Linked DNA regions of Homo sapiens: region 2 is linked to region 1. A link is an interaction called in ENCODE POLR2A ChIA-PET data of the cell type or tissue named here. Cell type or tissue: PC-3. All regions are shown on one strand.

Region 1 (5,000 bases):
GATGGCTTTTTTTTTTTTTTTTTTGCTGGTTTCTTTTATTCATGTAGTCCAGTATTTTGAGCAGGAAGATAGAGGAACCTTTATCCTCTTTTTCCTCTTTCAGTCCTGCCTCGTCTCTACTTCTATCTTGATTTCTTTTCTGAGTAAAAGTTCTTGCTTTTTGGGGAAAGTGGAGGGTGTGTGGGAGTGGTCAGGATGCTAAAGCTTATCCTTTATTGTTTTAAGCTGGAAATTGTCACAGTTAAGTAGTTGGGAACTCTATTAACATGTTACTCTTCTTCATGTTTGTTTCTTAAAAGTCAGAAGAACTTTACAGGTCATAAGCATATTCCATTCATTAAAAAATGTTACTGTTTAGGCCGGGCACAGTGGCTCATGCCTGTAATCCCAGCACTTTGGGAGGCTGAGGCGGGTGGATCACCTGAGGTCGGGAGTTTGAGACCAGCCTGACCAACATGGAGAAACCCTGTCTCTACTAAAAATACAAAATTAGCCGGGCATGGTGGCGCATGCCTGTAATCCCAGCTACTAGGGAGGCTGAGGCAGAGGAATCGCTTGAAACTGGGAGGCGGAGGTTGCAGTGAGCTGAGATTGCACCATTGCACTCCAGCCTGGGCAACAAGAGCGAAACTCCGTCTCAAAAAAAAAAAAAAAAGTTACTGTTTAATTATAAAAAAGAGTGAGTGAATGCTGTTAATGAAATTATATTGGAAATTGCTTAAGTGTAGTTTTGTCCTAGTCAGTGCTGTAGCTCTGGCCAGCAGAATGATAGAACTTTAGAACTGATGAGGAACAGATTAGAAAAGAGACTAAACACCTGTAATCACAGCACTTTGGGAGGCAGAGGTGGGAGGATTGCCTGAGCTCAGGAGTTCACGACCAGCCTGGGCAACACAGTGAAACCCTGTCTCTACTAAAACACAAAAAAATTTAGCCGGGCATGGTGGTGTGCACCTGTAGTCCCAGATACTCGGGAGGCTGAGGCAGGAGAATTGCTTGAACCCAGGAGGCGGAGGTCACAGTGAACCGAGATCGCACCACTGCCCTCCAGGCTTGGCGACAGAGCAAGATTCTGCCTCAAAAAAAAAAAAAAAAGGAAAAAAAGAAAAGATACTAAACAATTTGTTCAAGTAGACATACAACAATATTTAGCTTCTTTGAAGTGAATTCTTTGAAGAATATAATTTTCCATTATTTGCATCTAGTTAGCTGGTTTGTTTCTTTCAGTTATTTCACATTTATTTATTGGATGACTGTTTTGTGCAAGTATGGTGCCAAAGTGACATAAACTCAGTTTATTAAGTTTATTAAATAAGCTTCTACTGAGTACCTATTTTACATAAAACTGGGGTACAGAACAATTTATGGCAGAGGTTAAAGGTAAAACTGCCATACTAGGATGAATTGGGGTTATTTTTTAAAAGATTGCTACAGAAGGGTAATTTTAATAAGTAGCATTTGGAAGTGTACTTGTTCTTAACACTGTGGACACATATGCTCCTGATAATGCATGGTTTATTCAGACAATGAATGCTGTGTTTTCAGTAGGAGGAGATGTAATGCATCCTGATATTCCCAATAACTTTCTGAGACTACTAGCGGAAGGTTGGTACACTATTATATTCTGTAAAGTAAACATTTTAAAGTTTAATGTTTTTATTACAGAGTCCTAAGATAAGTTTGTGGAAATTAAAATGGTGTATCAATTTCTTTGTAGGTTTTGATGATGAAACAGAAGATCAGCAATTAAGACTCTATGCAGTTCAGTCTTATCTCACTTTACTGGATATGGAAAATGTGTTCTATCCACAGAGATTTCTTCAAGTTATGAGTTGGGTGAGCAAAGTACCTTAAATCATAAATTTTTATAACATTTTTAATACAAACCAAATGTTAACATATTTTCTTCAGAAACCATTCGCTTTACTCAGCTAACTCCTTCAGCTGTCAATTTTTCAAATGGCCACCATCTATCACTTAACTATTTACTTTGTTTTTTCTCTCTGCCATCTCACTTGTTTGGTCTTTTAAATATAGGTATTTACTTGTCTCTTTGTGTTTACAATGTTTTTGTTGTGTTTTTTATGTGCATCCGTGTTTGAATATTTGAATACTCATTTATCTCTACTATATTAGTTTTCTTTTTTAAAAAATTATAACCAGTAAATTATCTTTATTTTAACCAAATAGAAGGAGGTTCATCTTTAAGAGGCATTTTCAACGTACCAGGCACAGTGCTGAGTACTTACATTATTAACTTCTTTTCTTCTTCTTTTTTATTTTATTTTATTTTTTAAGTTCTAGGGTACCTGTGCAGGATGTGTAGGTTTGTTACATAGGTAAACGTGTGCCATGGTGTTTTTTGCTGCACCTATTAACACATCACCTAGGTATTAAGACTAGTACACAATAGCTCTTCTTCCTAAAGCTCTCCACCCCCACCACCCTCCCTGATAGGCGCTGGTGTGTGTTGTTCCCCTCCGTGTGTCCTATGTTCTCATTGTTCAGCTCCCACTTATAAGTGAGAACATGCGGTATTTGGTTTTCTGTTCCTGCATTAGTTTGCTAAGAATAATGGCTTCCAGCTTCATCCATGTCTCTGCAAAGGACATGATCTTGTTCCTTTTTATGGCTGTATAGTATTCCATGGTGTATATGTACTACATTTTCTTTATCCAGTCTATCATTGATAGGCTATCTGTGCTATATTAGTTTTCTTATGCTGCATAACAATGTTACCACAAACTTAGTGGCTTAAGACAATACAAATTCATTATCTCATAGTTTCTGTGGGTCAAGAGTCCAGGTATGGCTTAGCTGGGTTCTCTGATTAGGGTCTCACAGGGTTGCAGTGAAGGTGTTGGCTAGGGCTACTGTCTCACCTGAAGCTTGACTGGTAAATAATCCACTTTCGAGCTCGTGTGGTTGTTGGCAGAATTCATTTTCTCGTGGCTGAGTTTTTGTGACTGAGGGTTTTGCTTGCATACTGTTAACTGTAGGCTGTCCTTAGCTGCTAGAGCTGCTTTCAGTTTCTTGCCATGTGGCCTCCCAACAGGGCCGCCTGCTTCATCAAAGCCAGTAGTGGAGATCAGTTTTTTTTCAAGACAGAGGTCACAATTTTGTGTAATGTAATCACATGTAATTGCATACAGGTCATTACCTTTATGTATTCTTTCTTGTGCATATAGGTGAGTGTTTCTTTAGGGGAGATTTAGAGAAGTGATATGGTATGCACATTTTAATATTTTATAGAATTGCCAAATGTTAGCATGTTAGCTTAAATTTTCCCCAGATTTTTACTTAAAAATTTTTCTTTTCTCATCTGCAGAAAAGTTAAAAGACTAAGATAATGAAATATACTTTTAGTTTAGTTTTTTCAGTTAATTTTCTTTCTTTTTTTTTTTTTTTTTTGAGACAGAGTCTTTCTCTGTCAACCAGACTGGAGTGCAGTGGCGTGAACTCAGCTCACTGTAACCTCTGCCTCCTGGGTTCAAGCAATTCTCCTGTCTTGGCATCCCGAGTTGCTGGGATTACAGGCACACGCCACTGCTTCTGGCTAATTTTTGTATTTTTAGCAGAGATGGGGTTTTGCCATGTTGGCCAGGCTGGTCTCGAACTCTCGACCTCAGGTCATCCACCTGCCTCAGCCTCCCAAAGTGCTGGGATTACAGGTGTGAGCCACCACACCCGGCCCAGTTAAATATTTTTAACTACATTTGTTTTACTGTATCTGCATCTATAGGTATATCTAGGTCTACCTATATACAGTTTGTTTTGCTGAGCTGTTTAGAATTGAATTGCAGACACTGTGACACTTCACTCCTAAAACCTCAACATGAATCTTCTATGAATGACATAAGTATAAAACTGTTGTCATACCCAAGAGGTGTAAAGACACTGGGCGCGGTGGCTCATGCCTGTAATCCCAGCACTTTGGGATGCCGAGGTGGGTGGATCACGAGGTCAGGAGATCGAGACCATCCTGGCTAACATGGTAACACCCCATCTCTACTAAAAATACAAAAAATTAGCCAGGCATGGTGGCACGCACCTGTAGTCCCAGCTACTCGGGAGGCTGAGGCAGGAGAATCTCTTGAACTCAGGAGGCGGAGGTTGCAGTGAACCAAGATCACGCCACTGCACTCCAGCCTGGGTGACACAGCAAGACTCCATCTCAAAAAAAAAAAAAAAAAGAAGTGTACAGTAATTCGTTAATATCACCTGCTATACTGTCCATACTCTGATTTATGGATTTGTACCAAAAAATGTCTCTTAGGGCTATTATTCTCCTCCTTTCAATCCCAGATCCAGTTGAGGATCACAAATTGCCTTTACTTATGTCTCTTTATCCTTTTTTAATTTATAATGAACCCCACTTTCTTTTGGTTTTTATGACTGATTTTTTTGTTTGTTTTGGATGACTACTGTTAACTATAGAATGTCCTACATTCTGGATATCTAATTATTTTTGTTCAGGTTAAACATTTTTAGTGAGAATACTACATAGGCAATGTTGTGTATTTCCTACTGCATCATATCAGGATATATATAATATCAGTTTGTCCACTTATTGGTGATTGTAAGTTTATAAGTTTGGGTTAAGATGGTGGCCTGGTGCAGTGGTTCATGCCTGTCATCCCAGCACTTTGGGAGGTGGGAGGATTGCTTGAAGCCAGAGTTTGAGATCAGCTTGGGCAACAAAGTGAGACCTAGTCTCTACCAAAGGGAGAAAAAAAAGATGGTGACCTCCAGATCTTTGCATTATAAAGGTATCTTTCCTTTTTGTAATTTATAACTAATTTGTGAGGTGATTCTATGAGGCTGTGCAAATATCTTTTCCTCAGCTATCTTCAATGGCTTTAGTGTTGATTATCCTTCCTGAATTGATTATTGGTTTCTGTGGCCATTAGTTTTTTTTGTCTATGAACGTGGCATGTCACTCCACTTAATTTAGATTGTCTTTTATTTCTTTCTACAGCATACAGGTCATGTACAGTCGG
Region 2 (5,000 bases), 80 kb after region 1:
TTTTAATTTCTTGCTTTTTATTTTTTATGTATCTGTTGTAGGTTCTCTGATTTGAAGTTGCCATGAGGTTTATAAATAACATCTTAAAACTCATTATTTTAAACTAATGACAACCTAACACTGATTGCAGAAACAAACTACAAACAAGCAAAGAGAAAACTAATACAAACTCTACATTTTAACTTTATTCTCCTTCCCCCACTTTTTAACTCTTTGTTGTTTCTATTTATATCTTATTACACTGTCTATGCCTTTAAAAATTGTTGTAGTTATTATTTTTGATAGGTTCATCTTTTAGTCTTTCTACTCAAGATATAAGTAGTTTACACACCACAATTTCAGTTATAATATTCTGTGTTTCTCTGTTTACTTACTATTACCAGTGAGTTTTGTGCCTTCAGATGATTTCTTTTTTTCTGTTTTTTTCTTTTTTTTTTTTTTTTTTTTGAGATGGAGTCTCGCTCTGTCGCCCAGGCCGGAGTGCAGTGGTGCGATCTCGGCTCACTGCAACCTCCACCTCCCAGGTTCAAGTGATTCTGCCTCAGCTTCCCGAGTAGCTGGGACTACAGGCGTGCACCACCACGCCCAGCTAATTTTTGTATTTTTAATAGAGACGGGGTTTCACCATGTTGGCCAGGATGGTCTCAATCTCTTGACCTTGTGATCTGCCCGAACATCCTTTTCTTTCAGATTGAAGAGCTCCCTTTAGCATTTCTTGTAGGACAGGTCTGGTGTTTAAATCCCTCAGCTTCTGTTTGTCTGGGAAAGTCTTCATTTCTCCTTTTGGTTTGAAGGACACTTTTGCTTGATATACTATTCTAGGATAATTTTTTTTTTCCTTCAGCACTTTAAATATGTCATGCCACTCTCTCCTGGCCTGTAAGGTTTCTATTGAGAAGTCTGCTGCTAGTTGTACTGGAGCTCCTTTGTATGTTATTTGTTTCCTTTCTCTTGCTGCTTTTAGGATCCTTTATTTATCCTTGACCTTTGGGAGTTTGATTGTTAATGCTTTGGGGGTAGTCTAATTTGAGTTAAAGATGTTTTGTGTTCTATATCCTTCTTGTACTTGAATATTGATATCTTTCTCTAGTTTTGGAAAGTTGTCTGTTATTATCTCTACCCTAATTTTTCTCTCTACCTCCTCTATAAGGCCAATAATCCTTAGATTTGCCCCTTTGAGGCTATTTTTTTTCAGATCTTGTAGGCATGCTTCATTCTTTCTTCTTTTGTCTCCTCTGACTGTGTATTTTCAAATAGCCAGTCTTCAAGCTCACTAATTCTTTCTTCTGCTTGATCAGTTCTGCTGTTAAGATACTCTGTATGTCTTCAGTATCTCAGTTGCATTTTTCAGCTGCAGAAATTCAGCTTGATTTTTAAAAATTATTTCAATCTCTTTGTTGAATTTATCTAATAGGATTCTTAATTCCTTCTCTGAGTTATCTTAAATTTCATTGAGTTTCCTCATGATTTTTGAATGCTTTGTCTGAAAGATCACATCTCTCTGTCACTCCAGGATTGGTCACTGGTACCTTATTTAGTTTGTTTGGTAAGTTCATGTTTTCCTGGATGGTCTTGATGCTTGTGGATGTTCATCAGTGTTTAGACATTGAAGAGTTAGGTATTTATTATAGTCTTCACTGTCTGAGCTTGTTTGTACCCATCCTTCTTGGGAAGGCTTTCTAAGTATTCAAAAGGAATCGAGTATTATAATCTAAATATTTGGTCACTGGTGTTTAAATCCCTCAGATTCTGTTTGTCTGGGAAAGTCTTTATTATCTGTGTTATGGGGCACCCCAGGCCTGATAACATTGTGATTCTTGCACACTTATAGAGGTACCATCTTGGTGGTCTTGGGAAAGATCTGGGAGAATTCTCTGGATTACTAGGCAGAGACACTTTTTCTCTTCCTTTATTTTCCCCCAAACAGAGTATCTCTCTCTGTCCATGCTGGGCTACGTGGAGCTGGTTGAGGGGTGACACAAACACCCCTGTGGCCACCACCACTGGCCCTGCACTGTGTCAGAGCCAAAGCCAGCATAGCATTGAGTCTTGCCTGACCTGCAGAGACCACTGCCTGGCTACTGCTGATGTTCACTGAAGGCCCAAGGGCTCTTTAGTCAGCAGGTGGTAAATCCAGCCAGGCTTGTATCCTGTTCATGGCAGCGAGCTCCCACCTCTGGCCCAGGGCAGGTTCATAAATGCCATCTGGGAGCCAGAGCTTGGAGTTCAGAACCTTAGGATTCTACTTGGTACTCTATTCTACTGTAGTTATGCTGGCATCCAAGCTGCAAGATAAAGTCCTTTCCACTCTTCCTTCTCCTTTTCTTATGCAGGAGTGTCTTCTCATGGCCACCATTGCCCCAGGGCCACTGCGAGTACTGCCTGGTTAGTGCCAGTGTTCACTCAAGGCTCACATGCTCTTCAGTCAGCTTGTGGTGAATGCTGCCAGGTCTGGGTCTCTCCCTTCAGGGCAGTGGGCTCACCTCTGGCTGAGGGTGGATCCAGAAATGCCATCCAGAAGCCAAGGCCTGGAATTGGGAACCCCAGGAGCCTGCTTAGTGCTGTATGCTACTGCGGCTGAGCTGATGCCTAAGCTCTATGACAACGTCCCCTTTACTCTTTCCTGTCCTTTCCTCAAGCAGAAGGAGCCTCTCCCTGTGGCCACCAAAGTTGGGAATATGCTGGGTCACATCTGAAGCCAGCAAAGCCCTGGGTCTCATCCAAGTACTGCTGATGTTTATTCAAGGCTCAGCAGCTCTTTAGTCATCAGGTGACGAATCCTGCTAGGACTGGGTCCTTTACTTCAAGGCAACAACAGTTTCTCTTCTGGCCTAGCGTATGTCTAGAAATGTCATCTGGGAGTTAGGGCCTGGAATGGAGGCCTCACGACTGCCTGGTGACCTCTTCTACTGTGGATTAGCTGGTATCCAAGTTGCAAGACAGTCCTCTTTAGTCTCCTCTCTCCTTTCCTCAAGCAAAAGGAAGAAGTCTCTCCTGGGCCTGTAAGCTACATTGTCTTGGAATGGGAAAAGGGTGATTTAAGCATTTCTTTGGCTGCCCCATCTAGTGTCTCACTGAGTTGTGTGTACCCCAAGTCCACTTGTTCTGAGCCCAGAACAGTACCAGGACTTGCCCAGGAATTGCAATCCTTGTGGCCTAGACTGACTTTCATGTTTATTTAGGACCCCGGAGTGCTTTAGCCTGTGGTGGGGGGGCTAGCTGGAACTCAGGTTCCAACCACTGGAATGGATGATTCCCCTCTGTCTAAGGCTGGCCTAAATGTTCCTTCATAGGTGCTGGCCAAATTCTGTCCTAGGTTTCTTTCCACTGTGACAGGGCAGTGCTGAGTTCCAATGCAAAGTCCCACAATCACTGCAGTCCCTCTCCCCAAAGCACACATATTCTCTCTCCATGCCACGTGGCCAGTGCTGGGGGGAGGGAGAGGGGTGATGTCAGCAATTCAAGACTGTCTGTCCTATCTTCTTCAGTGCTTCTTTCCTTTTTTTTTTTCTTTTTTTTAAATTATTATCATTATACTTTAAGTTTTAGGGTACATGTGCACATTGTGCAGGTTAGTTACATATGTATACATGTGCCATGCTGGTGCGCTGCACCCACCAACTTGTCATCTAGCATTAGGTATATCTCCCAGTGCTATCCCTCCCCCCGCCACCCGACAACAGTCCCCAGAGTGTGATGTTCCCCTTCCTGTGTCCATGTGTTCTCATTGTTCAATTCCCACCTACGAGTGAGAATATGTGGTGTTTGGTTTTTTGTTCTTGTGATAGTTTACTGAGAATGATGATTTCCAATTTCATCCATGTCCCTACAAAGGACATGAACTCATCGTTTTTTATGGCTGCATAGTATTCCATGGTGTATACGTGCCACATTTTCTTAATCCAGTCTATCACTGTTGGACATTTGGGTTGGTTCCAAGTCTTTGCTATTGTGAATAATGCTGCAATAAACATACGTGTGCATGTGTCTTTATAGCAGCATGATTTATAGTCCTTTGGGTATATACCCAGTAATGGGATGGCTGGGTCAAATGGTATTTCCAGTTCTAGATCCCTGAGGAATCGCCACACTGACTTCCACAATGGTTGAACTAGTTTACAGTCCCACCAACAGTGTAAAAGTGTTCCTATTTCTCCACATCCTCTCCAGCATCTGTTGTTTCCTGACTTTTTAATGATTGCCATTCTAACTGGTGTGAGATGGTATCTCATTGTGGTTTTGATTTGCATTTCTCTGATGGCCAGTGATGATGAGCATTTTTTCATGTGTTTTTTGGCTGCATAAATGTCTTCTTTTGAGAAGTGTCTGTTCACGTCCTTCGCCCACTTTTTGATGGGGTTGTTTGTTTTTTTCTTGTAAATTTGTTTGAGTTCTTTGTAGATTCTGGATATTAGCCCTTTGTCAGATGAGTAGGTTGTGAAAATTTTCTCCCATTTTGTAGGTTGCCTGTTCACTCTGATGTTAGTTTCTTTTGCTGTGCAGAAGCTCTTTAGTTTAATCAGATCCCATTTGTCAATTTTGTCTTTTGTTGCCATTGCTTTTGGTGTTTTAGACATGAAGTCCTTGCCCATGCCTATGTCCTGAATGGTAATGCCTAGGTTTTCTTCTAGGGTTTTTATGGTTTTAGGTCTAACGTTTAAGTCTTTAATCCATCTTGAATTGATTTTTGTATAAGGTGTAAGGAAGGGATCCAGTTTCAGCTTTCTACATATGGCTAGCCAGTTTTCCCAGCACCATTTAATAAATAGGGAATCCTTTCCCCATTGCTTGTTTTTCCCAGGTTTGTCAAAGATCAGATAGTTGTAGATATGCGGCGTTATTTCTGAGGGCTCTGTTCTGTTCCATTGATCTATATCTCTGTTTTGGTACCAGTACCGTGCTGTTTTGGTTACTGTAGCCTTGTAGTATAGTTTGAAGTCAGGTAGTGTGATGCCTCCAGCTTTGTTCTTTTGTCTTAGGATTGACTTGGTGATGCGGGC

The links. Peaks named below come from ENCODE experiments on the same cell type or tissue, not always from the same donor. Only the 100,000 strongest peaks of a DNase experiment are listed, where the experiment ranks them.
Region 2: POLR2A ChIA-PET joins it to region 1 with 24 read pairs; 2 of 35 experiments call an interaction of 5 or more read pairs at or near these places.

Annotation. Positions count from the first base shown.
Region 1 is chr15:50,948,334-50,953,333 of GRCh38, forward strand. AP4E1 (adaptor related protein complex 4 subunit epsilon 1) reads left to right here. Exons shown (of 21, transcript NM_007347.5): 12 at 1,493-1,605; 13 at 1,718-1,836. Among named protein-coding and RNA genes, the nearest start is that of AP4E1, 42 kb to the left of the region's middle. In PC-3, no CTCF peak of the experiment used is centred here; no DNase peak of the experiment used is centred here.
Region 2 is chr15:51,028,108-51,033,107 of GRCh38, forward strand. No RefSeq gene overlaps it. Among named protein-coding and RNA genes, the nearest start is that of MIR4713HG, 6.9 kb to the right of the region's middle. RefSeq lists a silencer at 2,831-3,031. In PC-3, no CTCF peak of the experiment used is centred here; a DNase peak (open chromatin) is centred at 2,734; H3K27ac peaks cover 1,450 bases.